2 separate regions of the Mus musculus genome follow, and region 2 is linked to region 1. A link is a loop called in an ENCODE intact Hi-C map of the cell type or tissue named here. Cell type or tissue: left cerebral cortex. All regions are shown on one strand. Each heading gives the region's core, and the rest is flanking DNA. Links, peaks and the distances in the headings are about the cores only. Region 1 overlaps Heatr6 (HEAT repeat containing 6). Region 2 holds the start of Ddx52 (DExD box helicase 52).

Region 1 (8,724 bases), core at 237-8,236:
GGGCCCTCAGATCAGTGACTTTCCCACCCTCCCCTCACAGGTCACGAGTGGCAATCAGACACCAAGCCTGTGCATTTGATACATGGAGTTTCATTCTAGGGCAGGAGCATCCGGCAGCGTTTATTTAGAACGGGTTAGTGGCTATTTAACTTTTTCTCAAAGGGCTTCGCCACTTTGGAGAGTGGTTCCATTACTGGCCATTCTAACCCAGACAACCAAGAAACAAGGAATCAGGATCTATGTAGCCTGGGCCCAAACAACTGGAGGTCTTTTAGTCTCAGAAAGAAAAAATAAATAAATTTAGAAATTAGAATCTTATTAGAATTGTGTTTTCAAGAGTGTTTTTTAAAAAGCCTAGCACCGCCAGGCGCAGTGGCGCACTCCTTTAATCCCAGCATTTGGGAGGTAGAGGCAGGTAGATTTCTGAGTTCGAGGCCAGCCTAGTCTACAAAGTGAGTTCCAGGACAGCCAGGGCTATACAGAGAAACCCTGTCTCGAAAAAGAAAAAAAAAAAGCCCAGCACCAATCGGAGCAAAGGTCTCATGCAGTGTCTGCTGGCACAGCTGCAGCAGCTGCAGACCCCTGCAAGAGCCCCCCTTGATGAATGTGCAGCTGCTCGCCTGCACCTGCGTGCACCCCAGGGCTCCTCCCCTCCCCACAGTCCAGGATCCTGCGCCACAGCAGCACCAACTTTTGTCTAAATTTACAAATGACATTTAGGATGACATGGTCCCGTACATTAAATATGCTGTTTGGCCAGCCACCTTTTAATTTGTGTATTTTGGGTTATTCATGTAACTTAAATGGTTATTAATGTCAAACACTTGTTAAAGTAATTTCTGGCCAATCAGTTGTTTACATTTAGATTTTGTACTTTTGACCACAATCAATTTAATAAAGTTATTTCCATCCAAAGTGTAGGGTTATATAAGAAAGAAAGTACTTCACACTTATATTTGCTGTGGGATAAATTAAAAGATGCAAAGATTGGTTCTAGTGATATTTGTTTAATTGTGAGATTTAAGCTAGGCATGGTTAACATTTCTGTTATCCCAGTACCCTGTAGGCCGAGATAGAAGAGCGAGCAATGGGTAATATAGCAAAACCCAGTCTCAGAAAACTGAAGTAATGCTAGGCGTGGCAGTCCACACCTGAAATCCCTGCTCTGAGGAGTCAAGGCACGAGGGCCAGGAGTTTGTAAGTCTCTCCTTTGCTGTGTAGTTCCAGGCAAACCTGAGCTACATAAGGAGAGTCTATCTCAAACAAATGCCCAGCAGACACTGGGGAGATAGCACAGTGGGAAAGGTACTTGTGCAAGCCTGAGAACTGTAATTTGAATCACCAGAAGCTGCCAAAAAGCCAGATGGGCACTGTATGAGCAAATATAGCACGCTCTGGGTTCAGTTGAGAGACCCTGCCTCAGCGAATATAAGATGGAGAACAATGGAGACTGAATCCTGACAACCACCTCAGACACACACACACACGCACACACGAGAAATACAACAGAAACCAAAATTGTCACTTGAAGTACACAGTACACAGTTAAAGGCATGCATAGATCTTCAGGTTTTCCCCTTTGCCCCTAATTTCCTTCTTCTTTTTTTTTTTTTTTTTCTTTTCTATCATGGTGGTTCAGAAACTGCTGTGTAGACAGTGACTGGTGAACACGCACTCACACTGACTAAAGTCTTCATGTTCCAATGGTAGAGGGCTCGCCTGTCCAAAGGGGTCCGCCTACACAGTGAGGGGTCCACACAGAACATTGTGTGAGCTTGCATTCCTTCAGGGTGATTCTGAAATGGAGGGCCCAGGCATCGAGCTGACCCTGCCCTGACCCTGCATGGCTTCCACACCCTCCTCTGCATCCTCAGCTACGGCTTCTTTCACACACTTCCCTAGGCCAGAGGATCTGACAGGCTCTGGTTCTTTGAATTTTCGCCAGTTTGTATCTTGGTGAAAATACTTGCAAAACCGGATCTGATGGTTCATTTGCCGATCTGCTCCTGTCCTTTGCTTACCTTGAATAAAACCTGGCATTTCTTTGTAACCGTTGGTTTCTGGGTCTCTGATATGGATGTCAGGGTTCACCTAAAGGGGAATATACAGAAACACCTCTAGATACTATAGGTGTCCTGGTCCCCGCTTCTGACTTGAGGGACAGATTCTCACTGAGGCATTCTGGGCCTTGCTTTTCTCAGGCTGCCCGGTCAGCAGGGCTACAGCTGTAGATTCGCTATGATATAAAAAACAGCGGAAAGGCGTTGGAGTCAGAATCCTGTTCATGGCACTAAACTCGACAGTGTGTATGTGTGTGTGAACATTGTCTGTGTGCGTGTGTGTGGGAGCTGTGCATCTGTGGGTGTGTGTATGTGTGTGCACATGTGTGGGTGTGTGGTAGCTGTGCATCTGTGTGTGTGTGCCTTGGTATGCATGCATGTGTGTGTATGTGTGTCTGTCTGTGTGCATGTGTGTGGTATCTGTGCATCCATGAATGTGTGCCTGTGTGTATGTGTGTGTGCAAGTGTGTCTGTCTGTGTGCATGTGTGTGTATCTGCATCCGTGGGTGTGTGCCTGCAGAGTTCGTTCAGAGAAGGGCATCCACTGTTCTTCTCTCACTTGCTGCATTATTCCTTTGAGACTGAGTCAGTTGCTGAACCTGGAGCTTGGCTGGCTGCCAGCAAGCCCCAGTGAACTATCCTTTCTCCACTCCGAGTAGTACTGGGGTTACATGCCCGTGATCATACCCAGCTGTTTTGGTTTGGTTTGGTTTTTCGAGTCAGGGTTTCTCTGTGTAGCCCTGGCTGTCCTGGAACTCACTTTGTAGACCAGGCTGGCCTCGAACTCAGAAATCCGCCTGCCTCTGCCTCCCAAGTGCCGGGATTAAAGGCGTGTGCCACCACCGCCGGGCGTACCCAGCTGTTTTATGTGGGTGCTGGGGAGCTGAACTCAGGTCCTCAAGATCCCATAGGAAGTGTTCTTATTCACTGAGCTATCTCTCCACCACCAAATTAGATTTTTTTTTTCCATTTTACTTTTTATGTGTGTGGGTGTTCGGCCTATCTATGCCTGTGACCAGTTTTGCCGTACCTGTAGAGGCCAGAAGAGGGCATCAGATTTCTTCCCCCTGGAGCAGAAGTTACAAGGGGTTGCAAGCTGCTTTGTATGGACTAAACTTGGGTCCTCTGTAAGAGCAACAAGTGCTTTTAACCACTAAGCTATCTCTTCCTGCCTAAAGGCCTGTATTTCCCACTAACCCTCACCACTAAGTACCCATAGTCAACATCAGGAAAATAGGACTAAATATACTTTGACTTGACTAAGTTAAAACAATTCCTTGACAATGAATCACTGGTACAAAACAGGGGTTATAACTTATGCTTAGTTAACAGCAGTAGGTAATACTGGCTGTGTTTTACTTTGCAAATACTCCCCAGGCTCTCACACGCTTTATCCTAATGTATGTAAGACTCTTAGACAACCTCGTCATAGGAAAGGATATGATTTTTAAAAAAAAAAAAAAAAAAGATTTGCTTATTGCTATATGTACGTACACTGTAGCTGTCCTCGGACACACCAGAAGAGGGTGTCAGATCTCATATGGATGGTTGTGAGCCACCATGTGGTTGCTTGGATTTGAACTTGGGACCTTTGAAAGAGCAGTCAGTGCTTTTACCCACTGAGCCATCTCTCCAGCAAAATATTATTTTTACATGCTCTAACTACTTAATATTTTCATCTCATTGATTCTTTTTTTTATCCATTTAGCAAACTTTTTTAAAAAGTTGCAAGGTCTTGGATCTACAGATAGCACAGTTGAACTCCTGCAGTTTGGTATAATGGCCAGCAGGTGGAGACAGAGATCACAAAGTCATTTAGACTGGACATGAGTAGGGTGGAGTGGAGTCGGGTGGGGGTGGGTATCCAGTTCTCATTAGAAACAAGGGTGAGGAGCAGGCTTAACGTTGAAGTCACCTGGGACAACTTCAATGACTTATGGCAGTTCACAGATTCTGAGTTGAGTGGTCTGAGGTGTGTTGCCTTTGGGAGTTTTATAATAGTTGTATTACTGTTTCTACTTACAGCGACGTCTCAGACTTCAGAACACGCCACAAGGGTTGGTTAGTGTGTTGCAGAACCTTCTGGAGAATTTATGAACCCCTGATGTAGTCTTTGTCCTGGAAAATCAGTATATATCTGCCTGCTTGTGTGTGCACATGTGTGCAGATACCCGAGGCCAGAAGAGGGTCTTGGATCCCCTGAAACTGGGGAGAGCATTGGGACCTATCTGATGTGGGTGCTGGAAACCAAGCCCAGGTTCTCTGTAAGAACAGCAAATGCTCTTAACTGCTGAGCCTCCTCTCTAGCTCCATTATTTGTGTCTCTTGTTTTTTGTTTGTTTTTAGGGGGTAGGTTTTGTTTTGAGATGAGCTGTCACCAAATGCACGGGCTGGAGTTCCGTTCTCAACCGTCCTGCCTTAGCCTCCACAGTATTGGGATCACAGGTCCACACCCAGCACGTAACTCTTCAGTAGGCATTTGGATCTCTCAGCACATGAACTGAGGTTGACATGGAAGGGAAGCCCTAAGAGCTTCAGCGATTGTCCGTGGTATTCACACCATCCTTCCGTCTCCGGGATGTCCCTTGTTCCTAGGTTGCAGGCTTTTCTTCCTGGACCCTTTTCTGCTTGGCCCCATTTGCTGGGGTAGTTACCACTGGATGCTCAGTACTGGCTTGAAAACTCCCGATGGAGGGAAAACGTACTCTCCTTGCTAGCCCCATCTTTCAGAACACGCTTTACCACTCTTTTATGGTCACCTGCCTGCTTATCTGTGGCCCTCCCTGCTGGATATAAGTCACTTCCTGTCTTGTTGGCCTTTCCTCGCCTGAACAGGTCCTGGCAAGAGTCTGTTGAGTGAATTGGAAAGGAATACAACACCCCCTCGTATCGACGAGCACCGAGGCCTCGGAGGGGAGATGGTAGCCCTCATGACCAAGCTCACCAAGGGGACAGCGGGAATGGAATTCAGGTCTTGGAGGCTTCTCTATCTTATACTGTCTCCTACATGGCTTTGCTACTGTACATATGTGAAACCCAGATGTGGGGGAAATTAACATATAAAGAACGCTCTTTCCAAGCTTGGGACTTTATTTTTGCTTTTACCACATTTGAAATTCCACACATGGCTATCACTCAGATTCAAAGGTGAACGCTAAGCCAGTTCAAGCCAAGAGGCACTCCCAGATGAGGGTGGTGAGGGCTGGACCCAGGCCAGCACAAGAGGAAAGCCAGTCAGGCTGTTCTTCCTGACTAGGAAAGGGAGGAAATCACATTTGAGGAGGGAGTGGCCTAACCCAAGGCAGGGAGGTTTAGCCAAGCGGATGGCCTCTGGTGGGTTAGCTTGTGACGCTCAGCATGGTGAGCCCATAGAGAGGTCATGGGCAGTGTCGGTAGGCTTACTAGACTTGTAGGTATCCCTAAAGCAAAATAGATTTGCTTTAGGGAGCACTCAGGTAGCAGATGGAGCACGAACAGAAGGGAGGAGCTGAGGGTTCTCACTCGAGGCTTCATTGTAGTTGCTGCCCGTGTAACCTGAGCCCTGGGATATTGAAACTCCCTTCCTTGTGACTGAGGTGTTGGCCATAGAGGGTGCCCCTCAGGAGGCACAGGAGCCTCCCAGGTATGCCATGCAGAGGAGGTCAGGTAGCATGGACCGAAGAAGCTCGGCATAACTCGAGGAAAGACAATGCTGGGTGTGAATCCACAAAGCCAGGAAGAAAGCGCAGCAGGCAGTCCCTCCAAAATTTCCACACAGTCACCACATGACTCAGCAACTCCAGGTGACACCCCAAACAAATGATGTGACCAAGTACAGCAGTGCCCACAGCTGCAGCATTCGGGATAGCCCCTAACTAGCAACGGCGGCTCTGCTGGCGACCAGAGAACGGCATGATGTGTGTCTACTCGGTGGAATAATATTGGGCTGTAGAAAAGGTGAAATATCAATATACTCCATATCGTGGGTGAGCCATTAAATGCTATGCTAAGTCAAAGAAGACAGCCACGTATACTGTAGGTTTTCATTTACATGAGATGCTCAGAATAACATTTAAGTGTTTGCCTGAACAGGTGTTGGGGATAATAAGGGAAAGTACCTGAGTTGGGTTCCCAGGACCCACGTCCAATGGCTCACAGCCACCTGTCACTCCAGGGGATCCAGCGCTCTCTTCTGGTCTATGAGGGCAACTGCACTCACATGACACAAGTGTCAGGTCAGCTTGACTTCATAAGAACGGAACAGCTCTGGAACAGTAGGATTTTCATTCATTTATTCATTCATCCATTCACTGGAGAAGATATCTGGAGAATTTATCAAATATATAAGATATAATATATAAAAATCAGGCAAGTGCAGGGCAGTGGTGGTGCATGCCTTTAATTCCAGCACTTAGGAGACAAAGACAGGCAGATTTCTGAGTTCAAAGCCAGCCTGGTCTACAGAGTGAGTTTCAGGACAGCCAGGGCTACACAGAGAAACCCTGTCTCAAAAATAAAAAAGAAAAAGAAAAGAAAAGAAAAAGAATCAAGCAGAAGAAAATATCAGGGAACAAGGAAAAAAAAAGTCCTGCAGATATCACACTTGATCAGGACGGTAAGCTAATACCGTCAGTGACCTGGGGTCTCGGGGGCCAGAGGCAAGGAAAAACAGATCATGGCCGGACAGAAAGCTCTGGGCAGATTATAGTTTGGCACGAGGTGTGAAGGAAGTTCTCCCTGGGAAGACAACCTTTGAGCAGAGGCAGGCGGGGGTGACCCTTGGGGTGACCACAGAGCTGTACAGCAGGTGGCACGTAGGACACACAGGCTATCTTAGAGGGGCAGGAGGTAACAGAGCAGAACAGCAGGTGGAAACAGGAGGAGGCTGAGCGTGGTAACTGGGATGTGGGGCCTTCCTGGCCTTGTCCCCCCACCATAAAGAGGAGGGGTTTAGGAACCATGGGTGGGGAGGGCTGTGAGCAGAGCTTTGCCCTGACCTTATGGAAGGGCCCCTCTAAGTCAAGGTTTTCAACCATGGCACTGTTAATTCCTCGGGCAGGCTGGTTCCTTGTAGGTGCACTGTGGGATGTTTGTCAACATCTCAAACCCCTTACTTAACCAGACGCCAGGAAGAATCCCCCTAACTATGACAACCCAACATATCTCATGCTTTGGAAAATGTGCCCTGGAGGGCTAAGAAGCCCAAAGTGGAGAAGCATCGCTCTTCTCTGAGCCTTAGCTTGTAGGGGGCATGGGTTCAGGGAGCTCTGGTCTGAAAGGCTGGATTTGGGGGTGGTCGTGACACCTGTAGGATAACATGTCTCTCGTGCAGTGAGACAACCTTCCACCCTGGAATGAATGTAAAGAAAAAAAAAAAAAAAAGCAACACCCTTGGTTACGCTTAATGCTTTGAACAAGAACGGTATGTAAGGTGCCAGAGAAGGTACCAGAAGAATCTCTTGAGCTTTTGGCCCTGCCTCACAAGCATGGCAAGGCAAGAGTATAGAAAAGGGGAGTGGTAAGGGGCTGGAGACAAGGGAACGCGAGCCCCAGTCATCTGGGAGGGGCTCATCGATTCTTGATGCATTTCCTGAGTATCTTCTATACATGAGGCAGTTTCGCTAGCATCGTGTCATCTGAGAACAATACTTAACAGTGAGGCAAATGTTATCCTTCCTGTTTTGTGACTCACAGATTACGAAACTTCTGAGTAACATGCTCAGATCACGGTCGGGACGCATGCGCCTTCCTGTCAATGCCCGATGCTGGCTCCCTGAAGCGTCTAAGTGAAGCTTATGCTAGCTAGCATTGAAGGCAGCGCAGGTTCAAGTGGGGCTGGGAAGCAGAGCAGATGACACAGCTGCTTGCTGCTTGAATGGAGCTTGGATGGGGAGTAAATTACAGGGATTTGGGGCAGGGCTATTTCTTAAAGCATAGAGCTTGTTAATATCAGTTTTGCTTAGGGGAGGGAGAGCTTAAAAGTACGCTTGCACAGGTCAGAGGACAATGTATAGAGGATAGCTCTCTCCCACCTTGTGAATCCCAGGGATCTAACTTAGGTCATCAGGCTTGGCACAGTTTACCCACAAACTTTTCCAAACATCTCTCTCTCTCTCTCTCTCTCTCTCTCTCTCTCTCTCTCTCTCTCTCACACACACACACACACACACACACACACACACACACTGTCTCTCCCTGTGTCTGTTTCGCTCTCTCTGCTCTCTCTGCCTCTCTCTTTCTCTCTCTCTCTCTCTCTCTCTCTCACACACACACACTCTGTCTCTCCCTGTGTCTCTGTTTCGCTCTCTCTGCTCTCTCTGCCTCTCTCTCTCTCTCTCTCTCTCTCTCTCTCTCTCTCTCTCTTTCTCCCCCCCCCCCTTGGTGTCCTATGTAATAGTGCTCTCTGTAACACAGGGCAGGCATGATGCTTGGGGTCTGATATGCTAAGTAGACTGCAGGTAGCATAGTGGGCACCACCTTTTTCCCCAAGCCAGGAAGCTTTTCCAAACCTTCCCTCAATCAGCTGACCCAGAATCATCTTGGGCCATGACAGGTGCTTTTCCAGAAGTCTCTCTTGACCCCTTTAGATAAAGGGAAAGTCTCCCAGAATGTGCCTGATGACAGACACTCTCCAAGCTGTAACAGGAGACAGGATAGGACTTCTGAGAAGGTTGGTTTTGTGTTG
Region 2 (8,724 bases), core at 291-8,290, 160 kb after region 1:
TTATTGGCAAAAAAAAAAAAAAAAATTTTTTTTTTCAAGACAGCATCTCATGTAGTTTCCAGGCTAGCCTTCGACTGGCTATGTACTGAAGGATGACCTTGATTTTTTTTTAATTATTTCTTGTGAATGTGTACATAGCACAGTGTGTATGTGGGGTTAAGAGGACAGCCTATGGGCATCTGCTCGCTTCTTCCACCATGTGGGAGTCTAAAGAATGAAGTGGGATCATCAGGCTCGACAGCAAGTGCCTTTACGTGATTAACCATCTCACCAGCTCGATGACCTTCAACTTCCTCCTCTTTGCCTCTGTGCCAGGACTATAGCATGTGCCACTATGCCTAGTAATAGGGACTGAAGCTAGGGCTTGGCAAATCCTAAGCAGCCATCTACTAACTGCACTGCATTCCTAGCCTGCTGTGCCAAGTTCATCTTCTCTACCAAACCCATCCTAATGTGCCACAACACCCATCCATCACCTCCAAGCCCCCGGTGACAACTCCTTCTGTCCCTATAGCTTCCGCTGGGGTTCCTAGAACAAGCATGTTGGTACTCTATACCCTAGCAGGCTCTACTCCTTGAGAACAAAGATGGGCTAAGTAATCTCTGCACCCCTAGGCCGTGGTCTGTGATGGGACACTGTAAAAACAATGCTCTCCTCGCTGAAGCTTGCTGGGCGATAAGCAGGGAGTATACGAAGAAAAATATTCCAAGACACCCCTTCAGGCTATGGCGTGGTCATTCTGCTCATAACAACAAGCTGTTCCAAGCAGCCGCCACCTTGGTGTTGCACAGACGTTGTGTTCTCACTGGCTACAGTTGAGAAGCCATGTGTGTCCAACAATCACACCATACTAGTTTTTGGAGAAATTCCAGTTACACAGAACCAGGATTCAATTTCCTCTCCACTTTTATTGACGATACTTTGAAATAGTTTTGTTTTTTTCCCCCCAAGAGGAAATGCTCTCTTAATGAGTCAGCTGGACATTGTCAAGGCAAGCAATAGTGTAAGTTGGCTCCCATTTGACTTCATTCATTCCAGTCTATTAATGCAAAGCACCAACTAAAGAAATAGGTCCACTGTTAAATTCATAGAGATCTTTATGTGGTTTGTCCTATTTCATTAGATCAGTAAGACTTACAGAACTGGGGAGCTGGCTCAACTGGTAAGTTACCAGCTACACGAGCATGAGGAGTTCTATTCAGAACCAGGGAACCCATACACAAAGCAAGGTGCCATGTACCCACAACCCTAGCACCAGGGGTATGGGAGGTAGCTTAGAGTACAGTTGGATTCCTGACGCTCATTGGCTAGTAAGTCCAGCCAATTGGGGAAGCTTTGGATTCAGAAAGAGACCTTGTCTGAAAATAAATAAATAAACGTGGGACTGGAAAGATGGCTTATTGGTTACGAGCACTTACTGACTGGTCTTATGAAGGACATGGGTTCGGTTCCCAGGATTCACATAGTGGCTCAAAACCACTTATAACTCCAGTTCCAGGAGAGTCAATTCCTTCTTCTGACATTGGGGCACCAGGCACAAATATGGTGTCCATACATACATGCTAGCAAAAACACACAAACAATAAAATAAAATAATCCTAAAAATAAATGTGGAGGGTCAGAGAGTTGGCTCAGCAAGTAAACATGCTTGCCACCAAGCCTGAAAACCTGAAATCAATTCTTGTTAACTACAGGGTGGAACCAACTCCTGAAAGCTGGGTTGTGACCTCCACGCATGCTGTAGCAATGCATGATTACACATGAAATTAATATAATAAAATTTAATAAATATACAAAAGGGAAGTGCAGGTGAGGAGACACATTTGATGTCTGTCTCTGGACACACACATACATGTGCACCTACATGTGTGTATGTGCATGCATCAAAGTGCACACTCCAAAAAACTTGGATATATACCACACAGACACACTACAACACACACAGAACATTCACACACTCACACACTCACACACACATACAACACACATACACAGAGAGAGAGAGAGAGAGACTAAAAAATGACCACTTAATATGAAACAGATTTCATACTCAGCAAATGTATTTAGAGGCATGACACATTGCCTCAGCTTCAGAAATTTTAAAGTCTGTGGACCAATGTGGAGCTATAAGTGCAGCGCAATAGAAAAAAGCTACGGTAGAGGAACGTGGTCAGGTGTGATGGTACACGCCTGTGATCTCAGCACTTGGGAAGCAGACAAAGTTGGATCTCTGTAAGATTTAAACCAAGCTCCAAGTCCAAGTCCCTCCTTTTAAAGTAAAGGATATAGAGCACAAATTCAACGAGCAAGACAAATCTATTCTCTGGAAGAAGGAAAGTGAGCTGGCCATTGGTATAATGCTAAATATTTCCTAGTAAGGAAGGCCACCTACAGGGCTTTCCTCAGCTCCTGGGAGGTTAACTCTCTAGGGAACCATTAATACCATGGGGCTATAACTGGATGGGAGAGACCATAACCTCCACTGTATTAACGTGGATAAACTTTGGTCCTGCCTAAGCTAAATGCTACAAACGTCTTCACAGCCTTATCTGTTCTTCTGCATGGGTTCTCAGGATCAAAGTCAGATCATCAAGTTTGCAGGGTTGGTGTCTACCTGTTGAGCCATCTTCCTGTCTCCTCAAAATACTATTTATAGAGAGGGAGTAAATATATTTAAAAGAGTAAGATGTCCCCACTGTTAGCTGTAAGGAGGAGTCAGGGAAGAGATTTTCATGACATCTTATGCTCACTCCACATCTGCTCTCCTCGAGAATGAAAGTCTCACTAGAACTGAACTTTCCCCCTCTCCTCTCTATATCATAGATCTATCCACAAATGATATGGACATATGATGTTTGAGTCTATGCATTGTATTATTTATATTTTGATGTCTCCCAGTTTTGTTTCTCCAGCCTTCAGTCCTGAGCTTCAGACTCTTGGGTCCAAGTACCTAATTGGATGTCTTCACTTAATCAAGTAGAGATCTACATGTCTACAAACGTAACAATTCCATGATTCTCATTCTCACCAAAAGGCTGCTCTTCCTTTCTTCTTAGTTCAGTAAATGGCATGCCATCATCCCAGCTCAAACCACAATATTTAGCTACCTCTGGATCCATTTCCTCACCCTACACAAACTCCATCAGGTACATTAAACTCTATATCCAAACTGTAGCCCAAATCCATCCACATTTGAATAGCTATCAACCCAGATAAAAGCAACAGCTACTTTAGTCTCCATTTCTACTCTTATCTGTTCCATGTCCCTTCTCCAAATAACTCCAAATAATCATGTATGGCCCTTTCACGAATTCATTCATCAAACATTTATGGAAAGCAAACAGAACCAGGGATACAATCATAAAGCAAAAATAGATCTTCATGTTTGTGGACTTACATTCCAGAAGACAGGTTATACAAAACTTAAAAAGTCGAGTAGTTCAAACACAATGAGAATGAATCTAAAAATCAAATGGGATAAACTAAGATAGTTGCTCCTTCCATGAATTTTGGTTTTGCAGCATGTTTAGATTAAAACCTAAATACTTCATCATGCCCTTGTTACAGCGTTGAGACCTGGTTTGTTTGCCCCTGTAAGCTTAGCTCCAGCTACTCCAATTTTCTTTCCTTTCTTCATTTCTTCCTTCATCCCTCCCCCCACCCACCCCCTTTTCCTTCTTTCTGTGGCACTGGAGAGCAACTCAGATCGGCTTCTGTTCTAACAAGGTTTCAGATCCGTTTCCTTCTTCAGATGGGTTTTCTCTTCCCTGGAATGCTGTTCCCATGTCTTGGGAAAGTGGCCCCTTCTCAGTTCAAATTTGATTGAATTTAACCAATCTAACTAAACTAGCTTCTACCCCTTCTCAACCCATCACAGCTTTTAATTTGCCTCACGATGCTTTCCATTTTCCTCAGTTACAGTAACTGGTTAATAGTATCTCTGTCCTTTCTAAACGGTAACCGAAAATGCAGAATATTGGCGTGTTGCTCATCAAACTATCACTAAACGTCTAGCACACTCCCACGCACAAGAAGCGTCGATTTTGGATTTTGTGAACGAATTCCCAGCTCACACGTTTTCCACGCCTATCACAGCCAGGCTCCGCCTCCTGGAGCGACTTCCGCTACGGCCTGTGCGGAAGCAGTCGCGGATAGAAAGTGGTAAACGCAGGCGCCGGGAGGCCGTGGGGCCTTCTGGGTAAAGATGGATTCCTACGACCTGTTTCGCCGGCTTGGAGCCGGCGCCAAGTTCGACGTGAAGCGCTTCTCAGCAGACGCTACTCGATTCCAGGTACTTTCTGTACGCGGGGAGCCGCGTGACCGAGAAGGGGCGGGATCCGGAGATTGAGACCGCCGCCAACCGGGCAGCCGGCGCGCTGGAGACCCCGAGGCCAGGCTCCGATCACCCCCAAGCATTTCCCTCCTGGGATTTAGCTTAACCTAAGATTTACCCCAGACTTCTGAAGGACTGTTTACTGAGCCCCGGTAGACTCAGTTGAGCCTGGCACAGACATTTTGATTCCCAGGTATCTTACTTTACTCACAAAGTTGGAATCCTTTCCGAGACCCCTCTTAGAAACTAAGAAAGCACGCTTTCACTGTAAGCTACCCAAGTTTGACTTAATGTACAGATAGCTGTACTGCAGTGGAGAGTTGGGGTGTTTTGTTTTGTTTTTTCATCACTCTAACCAACCACATTTTAAGTAGCCAACCAAAAGTGTGATCCTGATATGCGGGGGGTTTCTTAAAGAAGTAGTGAGCATGAAAGGAAGTCAGTTGGGACTCACTTGTGAAACATTTTAAACATAAGCCTTACTGTAAAATACAGCCTTTGTGGAGGGTGATGTCTGTGTTTCTTCGTCCTGACTGCAGTGTTGTGGTTACATTTGAACCCTGGAGCAGGGATTTCTGGGATCAAATGCAGGGCCTGCTAGTGAATACTTCTGAGATCTTCACTAAGTTACTTGCTGGTGCCTGGATTTTTTTTTCCCCTCTTCTGTCTCACTGCTATTTACCTTGTAGGGTTGGTGTGAGGATGAAGTAATTTAATATCTAATAAATATCCTTGACGTGTAGTAAATGTATATAAATATTCATTGTTGTTGTTGATAGGATTCTGTTTGCCTAAACACACTACTTAGCTCAACAGAATCTTGTTTGAAAAGGTTAAAAAGGCGAATTACTGAACCTGCGTCCTCCGTACAGCCAGTCACGGTTGGATGGAAACAGTTCTGGCAGTAAATTTCATTTAAAACTTTTGGGGTTTTAGGTAGGAAAAAGGAAATTCGATTCCGAGTCTTTGGAGGTCCTGAAGGGACTAGACTTCTTCGGAAACAAGAAGTCCGTCTCAGATGAATGTGGAGCATTGCAAATACACCAGGAGCCCCCAAATGAGGAGAAAACACAAGGGGTCCTGTTGGAAAGGAGTAAGGAGCCCAAGAAGAAAAAGAGAAAGAAGATGACTTCAGGTTAGTATTGGCTTAATGCTCATTTTTTTTCCAGTTCCAAAACGGTGCAAGCTGGTAAGTCAGACAACACATACCTAGCAACCTTTGTTGATGCCATCTGGATTATACCTAGGTACTGGCTGTTACTTGCTACTGCAATGATGGTCATGCATAGCCTTTTGGACAGGTGTTGCTATTTCTGGAGAATAATAATCCTAATGTGGAGGTACTCTGTGAAAAAATATGTATCACTTCCTTAGAAGTTATGTCTCAGTGAAATTAAAAATTATGTCTTAATAATGCCACAGAGGAGATGGAGAGATGGCCTAGCAGTTAAAAGCACTGACTGCTGTTACCGAGCATACAGGTTGAATTCCCAGCACCCACATGGCACTTTACAATGCCTATAACTTTAGTTCCAGGGTATGGAATGCCTTCTTTTAGTTTCCCTGGTTACCTGGCATACATGTGATACTCAGACAAAACACTCATACCCATTATTTAAAAAAACAAAAAACAAAAAAAATCAATTAGAAACCTGGGCATAGTAATACTTGCCTACAGTTTCATCACTCTGAAGTTGGAGGAGGGAAGATCTGTAGTTCAAGGCCAGGCTAGACTTTGTAAAAAACAAAATATTCATTGAAGATCTTTGCTCACTACTCATAGAATTTTTTTTTTAGATTGTTCTCACATATTTGTTCTACCATACAAACATTAAAGTTGGCTAATCTAGTCATTAAGACAGTCAGGTCTACTTCTAATTGAGCCAGTGTTGACAGAAACAGGAAGAACTGCTGTTTCTATGATGTGGACAGCTCTAAGCATAGTAATTTCATTGCTATTGCACATGAAATCTTCCTCTATTACAGTAGTTTCTAGCTCGATGTTTGATGAACAAGCTGGCTGCCCTGTAGCCTGTGTATGCTCAGTCCATCTCCTGTTTGACACATACAGTTGTCTTGATGTTCAGAATTAACACAGCCAACAAAAGGAAGAGAGCAAGCCTGGGTGTTCTGTCTGCACCACGTTACAGCTCTCCTGTTCCTGGCCTTATGCCAGTTTGGCACACCTAATACTGCTGCACTTGATACCTTTGATTTTTTCAAATATAGAAGTTCCTGCTCAAGAAGACTTTGACGGTGGTATCCAGTGGACATCCTCTGTAGAAGCAAAGCTTCAAGATGAAAAAGTCAGTGGAGAGAAGAAGTTAACTTCAGGAAAGTTGGAACATCTCAGAAAGGAAAAGGTTCGAAAAATACCTTCACCTCCCAAAATGTACAGAGTTTTCACTGGACATCCCGTTTGTGAATTTATTTTGTTAAGATGGAAAGCTAATTATATTTGTTTAGGTTTTACTTTAATGCAGACTGACAGAAGCCATCTGTGCAGTGCCGGAGTGCTTGGTTACACTTATAGAAAGATCAGAGTTCAGTTCTGGTTGTTTATAGATACGTGGTGTATGTGTATAAGAAGTCCTGAGCTCCTCAAGTTTCAAGAAGAATAGTGTGCGTATAATTAAAAATTTCAAGTTTCTTGGACTGGTGAGATGACTCAGTGGTTAAGAATGCTGGCTACTCTTGCAGAGGACCCAGGTTCAGTTCCCAGTACCCATGAGGCAGCTCGCAACCGTCTGTGACTCTAGTTCCAGACATCTCTGCAGTCATCAGGCACACACGTGATGATAATACATTCATACAGACATATAGCAAAAACACTCATATACATAAATTATTTTTTAATTCCAATTTCTTAACTCCTTTTGATAAGCCTAAAATTTGGCACCCTTTCTCTTCAGTGTTGAACTTATTACGGTTTAAAAGCTTCTATTTTCCTGGGAGGGATTACAAGGCTAGGATTCTTTTTGTTGTGGCCTACATGGATCTCTTGATTCTCCTGCCTCTACCTTCCAAACCACTTTACCTATAGAGGGATAAAGTTCTTCTTCTTTTTTTTTTTTTTTTTTTTTTTGGTTTTTTTGAGACAGGGTTTCTCTGTGTAGCTATGGCTATCCTGGAACTCTGTAGACCAGGCTGGCCTTGAACTCAGAAATCCACCTGCCTCTGCCTCCCAAGTGCTGGGATTAAAGGCGTACGCCACCACTGCCCAGCTAAGGATAAGGCTACAGGATGTGAAAGAACAATGAATCTATTGTTTCCTGAACCCTTGCCACTTGGCTGGTGGAGACTGCAGCACTGTGCTTCAGTGACCCAGACACCAAAATGTGGCTGTCTGTGGACTAGCAGATGAACAAGTTGCCCAGTCAGTACCACTAAACAGCACCCTTGGCATTCAGTTTTAAGAAATACAAGGGTTGATGAGCCTGTTTTTATTTTTAAAGTATTAAAAAGCACTGGTATTTGTATGCTAAGAACCAGATTGAAAACATAATTTCAGAGCTTGCCTTCTAGAAGTTTCTATAAAGTTATATAAAAAGTGTGGCAGAAACACATTACAGTGCACACAGACAGGTGGGCCCCATCATTTGTACAGGTTTTCTAGCTGTGAATACCATGAAATGTACTCAGTGTCTGTGTTGGCTGTGGGCTTGTATTTAAGCAGAAAGCTCCTTGTGTTGCTATAGCTTATGCCAGAACTGTTACTGCTGTCGGAAAGCATCTGAGATTGTTGTTACTATTGCTGTTTGGATGTATACATGTTGGCTCTTTTGTTTCAATTTGTAGGTCAACTTCTTTCGGAACAAGCACAAGATACATGTCCAAGGAACTGATCTTCCTGACCCAATTGCTACATTTCAGCAACTTGACCAGGAATATAAAATCAATTCTAGATTGCTCCAGAATATTCTAGACGCAGGCTTCCAAGTGCCCACACCAATTCAGATGCAAGCCATTCCAGTTATGCTGCATGTGAGTGAAGATCTAGGATGCCCGTAACATTCTCCTGTATCTTCATTCCCTTCCTGGCCCCTGGAAATCCTTCCCACCTATAGTCCCCTATTAAGTCTTTCATCTGATTGAAGGCCCATCTCAAGTGTTTGCACCCCCATATAAAACCTGCTCATCACAAGTAGATGCCATCATTTCCTTTATCAGTGCCTCCTCCCCCCTTCTCTCTCTCTCTCTCTCTCTCTCTCTCTCTCTCTCTCTCTCTGTGTGTGTGTATGTGCATGTGCATGCATGCGTGTGCGCGTGCGTGGGAAGCCATGGTCCTACTGCCTTAGCCTCTCGGGTGCTGGCACTTTGGGTGTGCGCTGTACTGTGGCTGACACTTGGGTATTCTTTTTCATGAAGCATTTAAACTGTCTGAGCATGG

Evidence for each region. Hi-C counts contacts between places; a loop is a spot of excess contacts. Peaks named below come from ENCODE experiments on the same cell type or tissue, not always from the same donor. Only the 100,000 strongest peaks of a DNase experiment are listed, where the experiment ranks them.
Region 2: a loop joins it to region 1, with 4 times the contacts of the local background. A loop is called at or near these places in 19 of 42 quality-filtered maps.

What each region holds. Positions count from the first base shown.
Region 1 is chr11:83,781,705-83,790,428 of GRCm38, forward strand. It overlaps Heatr6 (HEAT repeat containing 6), which reads left to right. Exons shown (of 20, transcript NM_145432.3): 20 at 1-2,050. The coding sequence ends at 18. Among named protein-coding and RNA genes, the nearest start is that of Gm38934, 25 kb to the right of the region's middle. In left cerebral cortex, for the core only: CTCF peaks have their summits at 3,106 (motif pointing right), 3,841 (motif pointing right) and 6,248 (motif pointing left); DNase peaks (open chromatin) are centred at 2,336, 3,107, 3,851 and 7,774.
Region 2 is chr11:83,937,973-83,946,696 of GRCm38, forward strand. It overlaps Ddx52 (DExD box helicase 52), which reads left to right and starts at 4,118. Exons shown (of 15, transcript NM_030096.2): 1 at 4,118-4,292; 2 at 5,271-5,469; 3 at 6,564-6,697; 4 at 8,133-8,318. The coding sequence starts at 4,206. In left cerebral cortex, for the core only: no CTCF peak of the experiment used is centred there; a DNase peak (open chromatin) is centred at 4,137; H3K4me3 peaks cover 1,514 bases; H3K27ac peaks cover 733 bases.